Linked DNA regions of Homo sapiens: region 2 is linked to region 1. Evidence: chromatin contacts called from ENCODE POLR2A ChIA-PET data. All regions are on one chromosome and are shown on one strand. Each heading gives the region's core, a stretch centred on a gene start or an enhancer-like site at or near the end of the contact. The rest is flanking DNA. Distances are from core to core; before and after follow the strand shown. Region 1 overlaps CDYL2 (chromodomain Y like 2). Region 2 overlaps LOC105369213 (a long non-coding RNA gene).

The links. ChIA-PET counts read pairs that join two places held with the same protein, here RNA polymerase II (POLR2A).
Region 2: POLR2A ChIA-PET joins it to region 1 with 11 read pairs in BJ. The contact joins two enhancer-like sites. POLR2A ChIA-PET finds 5 or more read pairs at or near these places in 2 of 52 experiments (AG04449 and BJ).

Annotation. Positions count from the first base shown.
Region 1 is chr16:80,611,384-80,616,600 of GRCh38, forward strand. CDYL2 (chromodomain Y like 2) reads right to left here. Exons shown (of 7, transcript NM_152342.4): 5 at 1,243-1,453. Among named protein-coding and RNA genes, the nearest start is that of LINC01227, 41 kb to the left of the region's middle. Within about 2 kb of position 2,733, at least 3 of the 41 ENCODE cell types and tissues checked have a DNase peak (open chromatin) inside an H3K27ac peak, as active enhancers do.
Region 2 is chr16:81,746,218-81,751,434 of GRCh38, forward strand. The region is part of intron 2 of LOC105369213 (a long non-coding RNA gene); the gene reads left to right. It also overlaps a transcript of PLCG2 not described here. Among named protein-coding and RNA genes, the nearest start is that of PLCG2, 30 kb to the right of the region's middle. RefSeq lists enhancers at 1-293, 2,615-2,684 and a silencer at 917-1,109. Within about 2 kb of position 2,539, at least 3 of the 41 ENCODE cell types and tissues checked have a DNase peak (open chromatin) inside an H3K27ac peak, as active enhancers do.

The sequences.
Region 1 (5,217 bases), core at 1,483-3,982:
GATTAGCCCATCAGAGCTGAATTCAGAGTTTGTGGCTGCTCTGAACAGCAGAGGCTGCCTGAGAGTCCACAGGGGAGGAGCCGTCAAAGGAAGCCCAGACCCAGCAGCGTGGTGCCTCCAACGCCTACTCGGACCAGCTACATGTTCTGAACCCCTCCCTGGTCCTGACAGCTAATCTCAGATTAACCCCTCAGATGTGGGACCTATTTAATAACAGGCTGGGTTCGGAGCACAGACAGTGGAACCAGCCAGTTCGTGCTCAAATCCCACAACTGGCACTACCACTGCATGCCTTTAGACAACTCACTAAACCTCTCTAGCCTCAGTCTCCACATCCGCAAAATGGGGATCACAGCTGTCCTGCCTCACAGGGGCGTGGACGGCGTTGACAGCCCAGCCCAGCACACAGCAAGTGCTTCCTACGTGCCAGCTGTCATCAGTGCTCTCCCCTGTCCAGACTTGCTTCTGGATGTTGGTGCAGAATCTGACCACAGCTTACAGTGGACTCCGCCGCCTCTGTTGGACAGTGGCTCTGTCTGCCCCACCTGGTGACACGACTTCTCTGAGCTTAACGTTCCATCTGTAAGATGGAAATCGCAATCGTTTCCACATGGGGTGGAGACTGCTTTGTGTCCACTGAATCCTTTCCCTCTTCTTGCTGGACATGCGCTGGGCTGCGTCTCCCGGCCTCCCTTGCAGGCGCATGTGACCAGAAGCTGAGTCATGGCCAATACCACATGAGTGGAGGGGAAGACGCCCCTGCCGGCCTGGCCCATGAAGCCCTCCAGGGTGATGCTTCTGGCTCTCTCTTCTCTCCCATTGGCTGGAAGTGAGGGCACATTTACTGGACGGGAGACACCTGGGTCCCCAGAGAGTGTGGGTGGCCCCTACACCTATGCTGGACCACTCAAGAGGATGAAGGCAAGTTTTGTTGTTAAAGCCACTGAGACCGTGGGCTGCTTGTCACAGCACCCAGCCAATCCTAAGACACGCCTTCAGGGGGTTGGAGTGAGGAATAATTGAGACGCCATGCAGAGTGCATGGTCCATACACTGACATCATCGCCATCTTCTCAGGCCGGGCTACTCCATCTGGCACTGAAGGTGTGAAGGACATGAGGCAGCCAAGCCAATCTGCAGGCTGACAACACCCTCAGGTTTCTAGCCCCATGAAGAGCCCCTAAACCCAAGGCAGAGGAAGGATCCTGCTGGGACCCGAATCCAGGTATCACAGGAGGCTTACCAGCGCGACGCCCAGGATCTGGGGGAAGGTGTAGGAGGAGCAGCCAGCAGGCGTGAGGCGGATGGTGGCGTAGGGCGTCTGGAACCAGGCCTTCTCACTGGCCCACACGATGTCACAGAGGGGCAGGATGGAGGCACCCAGGCCCAGGGCCGGCCCATTGATGGCCACCACGATAGGCTTCTTAAACTGGATAAAGGCCTTCACAAAGTCCCTGGGAGAGAAAGAAGATCCTCTTGAACAGGTGACTATAGCATGCTAAGCCCCACTGGAACCCTTGACTCTCCCAGGTGCTGTGAGGAGCACCCTCAGGTCGTCAGAGGTTAGAGGTGCCAGGCAAGGGCCTCATTGCCTGGACATGGAACCACCAGCTGTCAGATTTTCTGAGGTATACTGATGGGGTCACTGCATGTCCTGGTTTGCTCAGATTGCCCCAGTTCATGCCCCATGTCCTAGCACTGCACCCAGTTACCATCTCCTTCCACTCTCAAAAGCCATAGCTTACACAGTAAGTTATATGGGCACCCTAGATATTGACAGAATTTCTATATATCCTAAGGAAGTCAACCTGAATGTTAAGGTGCAGAAGCAGAACCACAGGGAAGGTGTAACAGGGAGGCATATTTCAACTCAAAGAGAGAAAGAATGTTCTAACATCTCTGGCCAAAGGTGAATGGAGTGGCTTTGTGGGGTATGAATTCCTCATTCCTGGAGGTATTTGCATTTTAGCTCAATGATTATGCTGGGTGATGCTGTAGAGGGACTTCAAGCTTCAGATGGTGGGTACATGTTGGGATTGATGACATTTTTCTTTCAAAAATCACACCTAGGATGGTCTGATTCTGAATTACCTGCAGGGATGCCAGACTCATCAAGGGTGGTTCTAAAATGCTGAATATGTTAGGATGGCTCTGACTAAAATTGGGTTCCCTGTAGGAAGGAGCTACAATCCTGGCTACAAGACTGGGCAATATTTTCTCTCCCTGCCCTTCTGCACTGAGCAAGGCATGTACCTTTACCAATTACACAGAGCCATCAACAATGACCTGTATTTCCTTTGCCTCAGAAGGCTTTTTGCCTTTTCCTAGTTGCTATGTATGATCTATAAAATTTTAATATTCATCTGGACATGGAGGAAAGACACAAGATGTCTAGTAAAGTCTGCATCCTTCGTTACTTTCAGAGGAAAGATTAGAAACTATAAGAACTCACAAGAATAAAATCCAAATGCCCATTACGTTGGTCTGACCTTGGCCTGACCTTGACCTGCCTCAGCTTACCTCTCCAGGTTTCCCTCACATCACTCTTGCCCCTGCTCACTGTGCATGAGCCACATGGGCCTCTGAGAGTTCTCAGAAAAACACCATTATCAGAATTTGCAATCACCCTAACTATTTGCTTGTTTTTGGATTCTTCTTCCCCTTTAGCTCCTTAAGGACACCCAGAGGTCTGCCTGGGGCACCGCTTGGCTTCCATCAATATTGGAATTAGCACTCAGTAAACAGCTGTTGAGCAAATACATGAGTCTCCCAGAACAAGAACAAAGACTGCAGAGGTGTGGCAATGGTGAACCAGCTCTTCACCAAACCTGTTTTCCCTCTTCTTCCCAGGTCTGCTGGCCGGCCACATTTCCCGTCTCCGACTGCATGTGGCTGTGGCCAAGTCACCAAGTGCTGGCCAAACAGGATGTGAGCAAAAACCCACCAGTACCACTTCCAGGTGCACATCAAACCTCCCACCATGGCGTCCTCCAAGCCCATTCATCTTGATGGGCACAGCAGTCTTGGAAGACATTTGCCGAGCCACAAGATGGAAGAAGTCTAGGTTCCTGAGTCACCAATGGGAAGACAGCCACAGGCTGATGGTGACATCTATTTTAGGTTCATGTATGTGAGAAGTACATTACTATATATGAGGCTTACTTGTTACAACAGCTAATACTTAACTAATACAAAAGTCGAGGCTGGGCATGGTCATTCACGCCTGTAATCCCAGCAGTGTGGGAGGCCGAGGTGGATGGATCACAAGGTCAGGAGTTCTAGACCAGCCTGGCCAATATGGTGAAACCCCATCTCTACTAAAAATACAAAAATTAGCTGGGTGTGGTGGCAGATGCCTGTAGTCCCAGCTACTTGGGAGGCTGAGGCAGGAGGATTGCATGAACCCAGGAGGTGGAGGTTGTAGTGAGCCGAGATCGGGCCACTGCATTCCAGCCTGGGAAACAGAGTGAGACTCTGTCTCAGGGAGAAAAAAAAAAAAAAAAAAAAAAGTTGAGCTGATTTATCTCTTCTCAATCAATACTGTTCCTTCCCCCAAGTCTTATCAAAAGTTGTGGATATCATAATGATATACTGGGATCAGATTCAACTGCGAGAAGTCTACTTAATGTTCTGCGGGGGTAGAAGGTATCTTACGATCTATGTAAGTCATCATAAAAGTACGTGCCTCTGACTCATGCTTGAGGCATCACATTCCCTAAGATGGTGGAGTTAGCTCTCAGTCCCTGCTGGCCCCCAAAAGGTACTACTTCAGAGAGGGAGTTCTGGCTCCATGACTTCTGAAGCTTGGTATTCCAGTGGCCCATCTCCTGACATCACTCACTTCCTAACCTAATGGTGAGGTTTTCGGTTAGGTCACTGGTTTTTGCAAGTGCTTTTCACTGAAAGCAATTTGGGGTCTGCGGGGGATATGGACTTTTTTGGAGAATCCTTAGGGGTTTGGATGATTTTTGTCAAACATCCCATTCCTGAGTGACCTCATACAATTCCAGAGTCTTAGATCTCAGAGGTGGGAAGGACTTTAGGACTCATGGGACCGTATCTTCCACTCGGTGCAGAATTCCCTCCATAACATTCCAACGATGCATCATTCCGCCTCTGCTGGACGTTTTTAATAAAAGAGGGTCCGTGCCTGTCAAGACAGCCTCCCTGCTGTGGGTCTCCTGTAAGCCTCTCTGATACTGTTGCCACCTCAGCTCCATCAACCACATGACATCCTTCAGGAATGGACTGCAGCCCTTGTGACTTTCCAGAGCTTTCCTCTGCAGGACCCCAGAGCCTTTCATTCTGTGTTTTCCAACCTGAGATCCATGAAACGGAATCAGGGACGCAAGGGAAAGGGGACCAGGCGTGCAGAGCTCTGACCCTCCGCCCCAGCCCCTCCTGTGTCATCCAATCTGCCTCGCACTTCATTTCCTTGATATGAAAATGTCACCCGATGTTTAATGAAGGCCACCCCCCATCCTCTTTCTCTCACCTCGGGCAGTAGATCTCTATCACTGGGAGCCAAGCAGCAAACAGGATATTGCATTACGGGCCCTGCAGCTCCGATATCTGATCCTTCTGCGATGGCGGGGCTGCGTGGGGAAAACTGTACGCCACCTTCCCCCACATCCAAGGCCATCAGGCTGACCTGACCCACACAGCTTCCTCTGCTCTACCCGACCCCTGTGGCTTCTGCCTGACAAAGCTGCTGGGCTGCACTGATGTGGCAGAAGGAGCAACAACTTCAGAATCTGAAAGACTCAGAGTGAAGTCTCAGTTCTGCCCCTAACTAATGGTGAGACCTTGGACAGGGTGCCTGGTCTCTGGAGCCTCACTTTCTCCCTCTGTAAAATGGGAAAATCAATGATGTTGCCCCAGATAGGGAGCTGAATAAGAATCCAAGGAGACGGTCCATGCAGGGTGCTAGCCCAGTGCTGACATGCAGGGAGCACGCGATCCCTGCTGCTATTATTATGGGTAGTGCATCTGCTGGGGAGGGTGGACAGAGTCCTCATTCAATTCTCAGATTGGTCTGTGATCCATTCTCCTAGGCTACAGGTGACCCAGCAGCAAAATTCTGCTCACAGGAGTGCCTCAATTTCCCCTGGAGCAATCGGCATTTCTCCTGTGACCCAGTTACCCAACTCCCTTTAACCAGAGGCATGGAGGAGAACCCTCCCCCAGCCAAAGCTCAGAGCCAAGTCAGCCAGTACGG
Region 2 (5,217 bases), core at 1,289-3,788, 1.1 Mb after region 1:
CAGCCCTCCCCGGTGCTTCCCGGTTTATAACTTCATCTACTCGTGACACGTGGGGGTCCGCCGCCGCCACTGGCAGGGTGCCTTGAGTGCTTGAGTTTTCGCCCCCAGCACAGGTGGAGAACCCAACTCCCAGAAAACATCTGGGGCGGAAACGGAAGCATGGCCGCAGCGGTGAACGCACTGCATTCTGGGAAATGTAGTCGAAACGGCCGCTGGGGCAGAGTGAGCACCCACAGTGGTGCCTTCTGGGGAGGGTCGTTTTCACGTAGTCCAAGAGCCAGGGGTGGGAACCGCGGGGCTCTCACCCCAGCGCCGGGAGGGGATGAACAACTTTTGGATTTTGAATTTAAGTGTAGGATTTCGTTTTGTCAATCTCCAACCCTAACACCCAAGGAGGCAGAGAATAAGAGCAATATACACTTCTGTGATGCCATTCATGTCTGCATTGATTATTTCTCCGTCGAACTTGAGTAAACAGGCAGTTTAACCTCCCAAGCATCTGTAAAGTGGGCATATTAATAATTCCCACTTCTCAGGCTTGATAACGTCAATCAGGTAACTGGTACAGTGCCTGACACACCTTCATTGCCCTCTTCTCTTGGAACCAGTGGAGCCTACAAAGCAAACAGATGTGCTTTGTAACCAGGAGTATGAATTCTGCTCCAGGAGAGCACGGGGGACTTTGTCATATTTTGGGAGTTGTAATTTCATTAAATTCCAGCCAAAATTCATAGGCAAAAACTTAAGGAAATCTTGTCACATAAAGGGATTCAGCAAAGGTACACCAACCACCTTGCTAGCCAGGACACAGTGAGATGAAAGTTAAAAGCATATGACAAGCTTCTGGGTCAAGCATTCTCAAACAGTACTAGCGATAGTATTAATGGGTTTATCCTCTATAAAGAGTAATTTGGCAATAGCTTTCAAAATTACAAAGGCATATATGTGCAGCTTCAGTGATTCCCCCTCTAGGAATTTCTCCTGCAGACATACTCCAAGATTTTCAAAATGACAAAAGTTTAAGAATATTAATGGGACTGGGCGCGGTGGCTCACACCTGTAAGCCCAGCACTTTGGGAGGCTGAGGCGGGCAGATCACTTGAGGTTAGGTGTTTGAGACCAGCCTGGCCAACATGTTGAAACCCCATCTTTACTAAAAATACAGAAACTAGCCTGGCGTGATGGTGGGTGCCTGTAGTCCCAGCTACACGGGACACTGAGGCACAAGAATTCCTTGAACCCGGGAGGTGGAGGTTGCAGTGAGGTGAGATTGTGCCCCTGCACTCCAGCCTGGGCGACAGAGGAAGACTCTGTCTGAAATAATAATAATATTATTAATGGTAGTATTGTTTTTTAAATAAATGATTGGAAGTCATCTACACATCTGTGGATAGAGGATGAGTTACATCAATTGTGATGTATCCATATACTGGAATACCATGCAGCCATTTAAAATAATAAGGTGCAACATCATCTATATAATATTCTTGCAAAAAAATGTTTAACCTAAATCTATTATGAGGAAAGAAACAGAAATTCAAGTTAAGAGAGATTTGCAAAATGCCTGGACACTCAAAAATGTCAGTGTCATAAAAGACAATATGGACTGGCGGACTGTTTTAGATTACAGTAGACTAGAGACATGACTGTTAAATGAATGACTTTTTTTCTTTCCATTTTTTTTTGAGATGGAATCACCCAGGCTGGAGTGCAGTAGCGTGATCTTGGGTCACTGCAACCTCTGCGTCCCAGGTTCAAGTGATTCTCCTGCCTCGGCCTCCCAAGTAGCTGGGATTACAGGCACCTGCAAGCACACTCAGCTAATTTTTGTATTTTTAGTAGAAACAGGGTGGCCCCATATTGGCCAGGCTGGTCTTGAACTCCTGACCTCAGATGATCCGCCCACCTCGACCTCCCAAAGTGCTGGGATTGCAAGCCTGCGCCACCGCACCCGGCCAAGGCCCTTAGTTTGAGATAGCCTGGCCAACATGGTGAAACTCCATCTCTACTAAAAATACAAAATTTAGCTGGGCTTGGTGGCACATGCGTATAATCCCAGCTACTCAGGAGGCTGAGGCATGAGAATTGCTTGAACCTGGAAGGTGGAAGTTGCAGTAAGTCGAGATGGTGCCACTGTACTCTAGCCTGGGTGACAGAGTGAGACTTTGTCTCAAACTTAAAAAATTAAAAAAAAAAAAATGAAAAAAGAAAGGTGCAGAGCAGAGTATGCAGAATGCTGCATTTTTGTGGAAATGCTCAAAGACTGAGTCTGAAAGGAGACACAAGAAAGAGGTGACTAAGGATGTCTCGGAGAGGAGAACTGGTTTGGGGGAGGGGACATTAGGGGTAAACAGGGGACTTCTTGCACTTACCCCTTGAGACCTTTTGAATGGCATGCCATGTGCCTGTATAAACTATTCAAATTGCAAAAAAATAACTTCAAAGAAGACTGTTTCTGGGAAAGCACTTGTGGTCAGAAAACCCCAGACTCGGATCTCCTATTCCCCATTTGTAGACTTGATGGTAAACCCAAACAGAAGGAAGGAAAGCCAGTGACTTTCATATCTGTTTCCACATCTTATCCTCATTACAACCCTGTGAACCAGTTAGGTTTTATCGGGCACATTTGACAGATTAGGAAAATTGAGGCTCAGAGAGGCTCGGTGAGATGCTGGCAGAGCTGGGATTGAAACAGTCTTGACTATGACTGTACCTGGCTCCTTCCCTCCTGCAGGGGACCTCTCCAGGCACTGAGGCCTGTGGCGGGGGGTGGCAGGAGAGAGCTCAGGGTGGAAGATGTGGGTGAGGTTTACTTCCAGGCTGTGGTGCTCACTAAAGCTCCTTTCCACTGCGACTTTCACAAGGGGGCCCCTCAGTCAGGAAACAGCAGTCTAGGATGCCGGGCAGCCAAACCAGGGTTTGATTTACATGTTCTCACACTACTGGTTGGGTGGTTTATTTGGGAAGGTAGGAGCTAACTCAGCCAAAGATCCTGTTCTCTGAACCCATCTGGGTTGCTTTTTAACATCTCTATAATCCCTGAAGATGTAGATTTTAAAAAATCACTTGATTGATTTTTGTCAAATTATATGCCTTAAACAAACTAAACTTTTTCATTAAATAAATTATATTTTATTTTTTATTTTTTTGCGATGGAGTCTCATTCACTCTGTCATCCAGGCCGGAGTGCAGTGGTGTGATCTTGGCTCCTGGCAACCTCTGCCTCCTGGGTTCAAGCAATTCTCCTGCCTCAGCCTCCTGAGTAGCTGGGATTACAGGCGCCTGCCACCAAGCCCAGCTAATTATGTGTATTTTTAGTAGAGACGAGGTTTTACCATGTTGGCCAGGCTTGTCTCAAACTCCTGACCTCAAGTGATCCATCCGCCTTGGCCTCCCAAACTGCTGGAATGACAGGCGTGAGCCACTGTGCCTGGCCTTCATTAAATAAATTTAAAGAAATAGATGAGTGTTACCAATTCAAGCAATGAAGTATTTGGAGGGCAATTTGGTGTTTCTGTCAAAATTGTTTTGGTATGTGTCCAGCATTTACACAGCAAATGATTTATCTTTCCCTGTGGATATACTCACCCCACTGTTCAAGGATACATGTCCAAAGATGCATTGCTTATGAAGCAAAGACACAAACCTAGAAAGAGCTGAGATGTCCCTCAATGGACAGCTGCTTCACTTAAGTGTAATCCATCTACGCGGCGGAATGCAAGGTACCATGGTTGAGAAAAAGAAAGCTGGCTGGATTTGCTGACCTAGAAAGAGATCTGCAATATACCGTTAAGTAAAAACAACAGTAGAATAATATGATCCCATTGTGAAAAAAAAAAAGTTAAAAACACATAGAGGTATCTATGTTTTAGCAAACATAGAAAACAATGTATAAGATCCAGCAATTTGGCTGGGTGTGGTGGCTCATGCCTGTAATCCCAGCACTTTGGGAGAACAAGGCGGACAGATCACCTCAGGCCAGGAGTTCAAGACCAGCTTGGCCAACATGGTGAAATTCCATCTCTGCTAAAAATACAACAACAACAACAAAAATTAGCTGGACATGGTGGCGGGCATCCGTAATCCTAGCTACTCAGGAGGTTGAGACAGAAGAATCCCTTGAACCTGGGAGGGGAAGATTGCAGTGAGCTGAGATCTCACCACTGCACTCCAGCCTGGGTGGTGATAGAGTGAGACTCTGTCTCAAAAAAAAAAAAAAAAAAAATCCAGCACAGCAATCCCACTTCTGGATATTTACCCAAAAGATTTGAAATCAGTTTGTTGAAAGATGTCTGCACTGTCAGGTTCATTGCAGCATCATTCATAATAGCTGAGTTATGGAATCAACCTAAATGTCCATCAACAGATTAATGCATAAAGAAAACGTGCCACATATTTACAATGGACTACTATTCAGCATTTAAAAAGCAGAATGGGGACTGGAGATTTTTTTTTTTTTTTTTTTTTTGAGATAGAGTCTCCCTCTTTTGCCCAGGCTGGAGTGCAGTGGCGCGATCTCGGCTCACTGCAAGCTCCGCCTCCCGGGTTCATGCCATTCTCCTGCCTCAGCCTCCCGAGTACTTGGGACTACAGGCGCCTGCCACCACACCTGCACCTGGCTAATTTTTTGTATTTTTAGTAGAGATGGGGTTTCAACATGTTAGCCAGGTTGGTCTCGATCTCCTGACCTCAAGATCCACCCACCTCAGCCTCCCAAAGTGCTGGGATTACAGGCGTGAGCCACCGCACCCAGCTTTTTTTTTTTTTTTTTTTTTTTTTTCAAACAGAGTTTCACTCTTGTTGTCCAGACTGGAGTACGGTAGTGCAATCTTGGCTCACTACAACCTCCACCTCCAGGGTTTAAGTGATTCTCCTGCCTCAGCCTCCTCAGTAGCTGGTATTACAGGTGCATTCCACCATGCCCAGCTAATTTTAGTATGTTTAGTAGAGATGGGGTTTCACTATGTTGGCCAGGCTGGTCTCAAACTCCTGACCTCAGGTGATCCACCTGCCTCAGCCTCCCATAGTGCTGGGATTACAGGCATGAGCCACTGCCTCCAGCCTGGAACTAGAGATTGATGGCCAGGGAAATTCTGTCATTTGCGACAACATGGATAAAGATGGAGAACATTATGCTAAGTGAAATAAGCCAGGCCCAGAAAGACAAGTGTCACATGTTCTCACTTATATGTGGAATCTAAAACAGTCAAACTCATA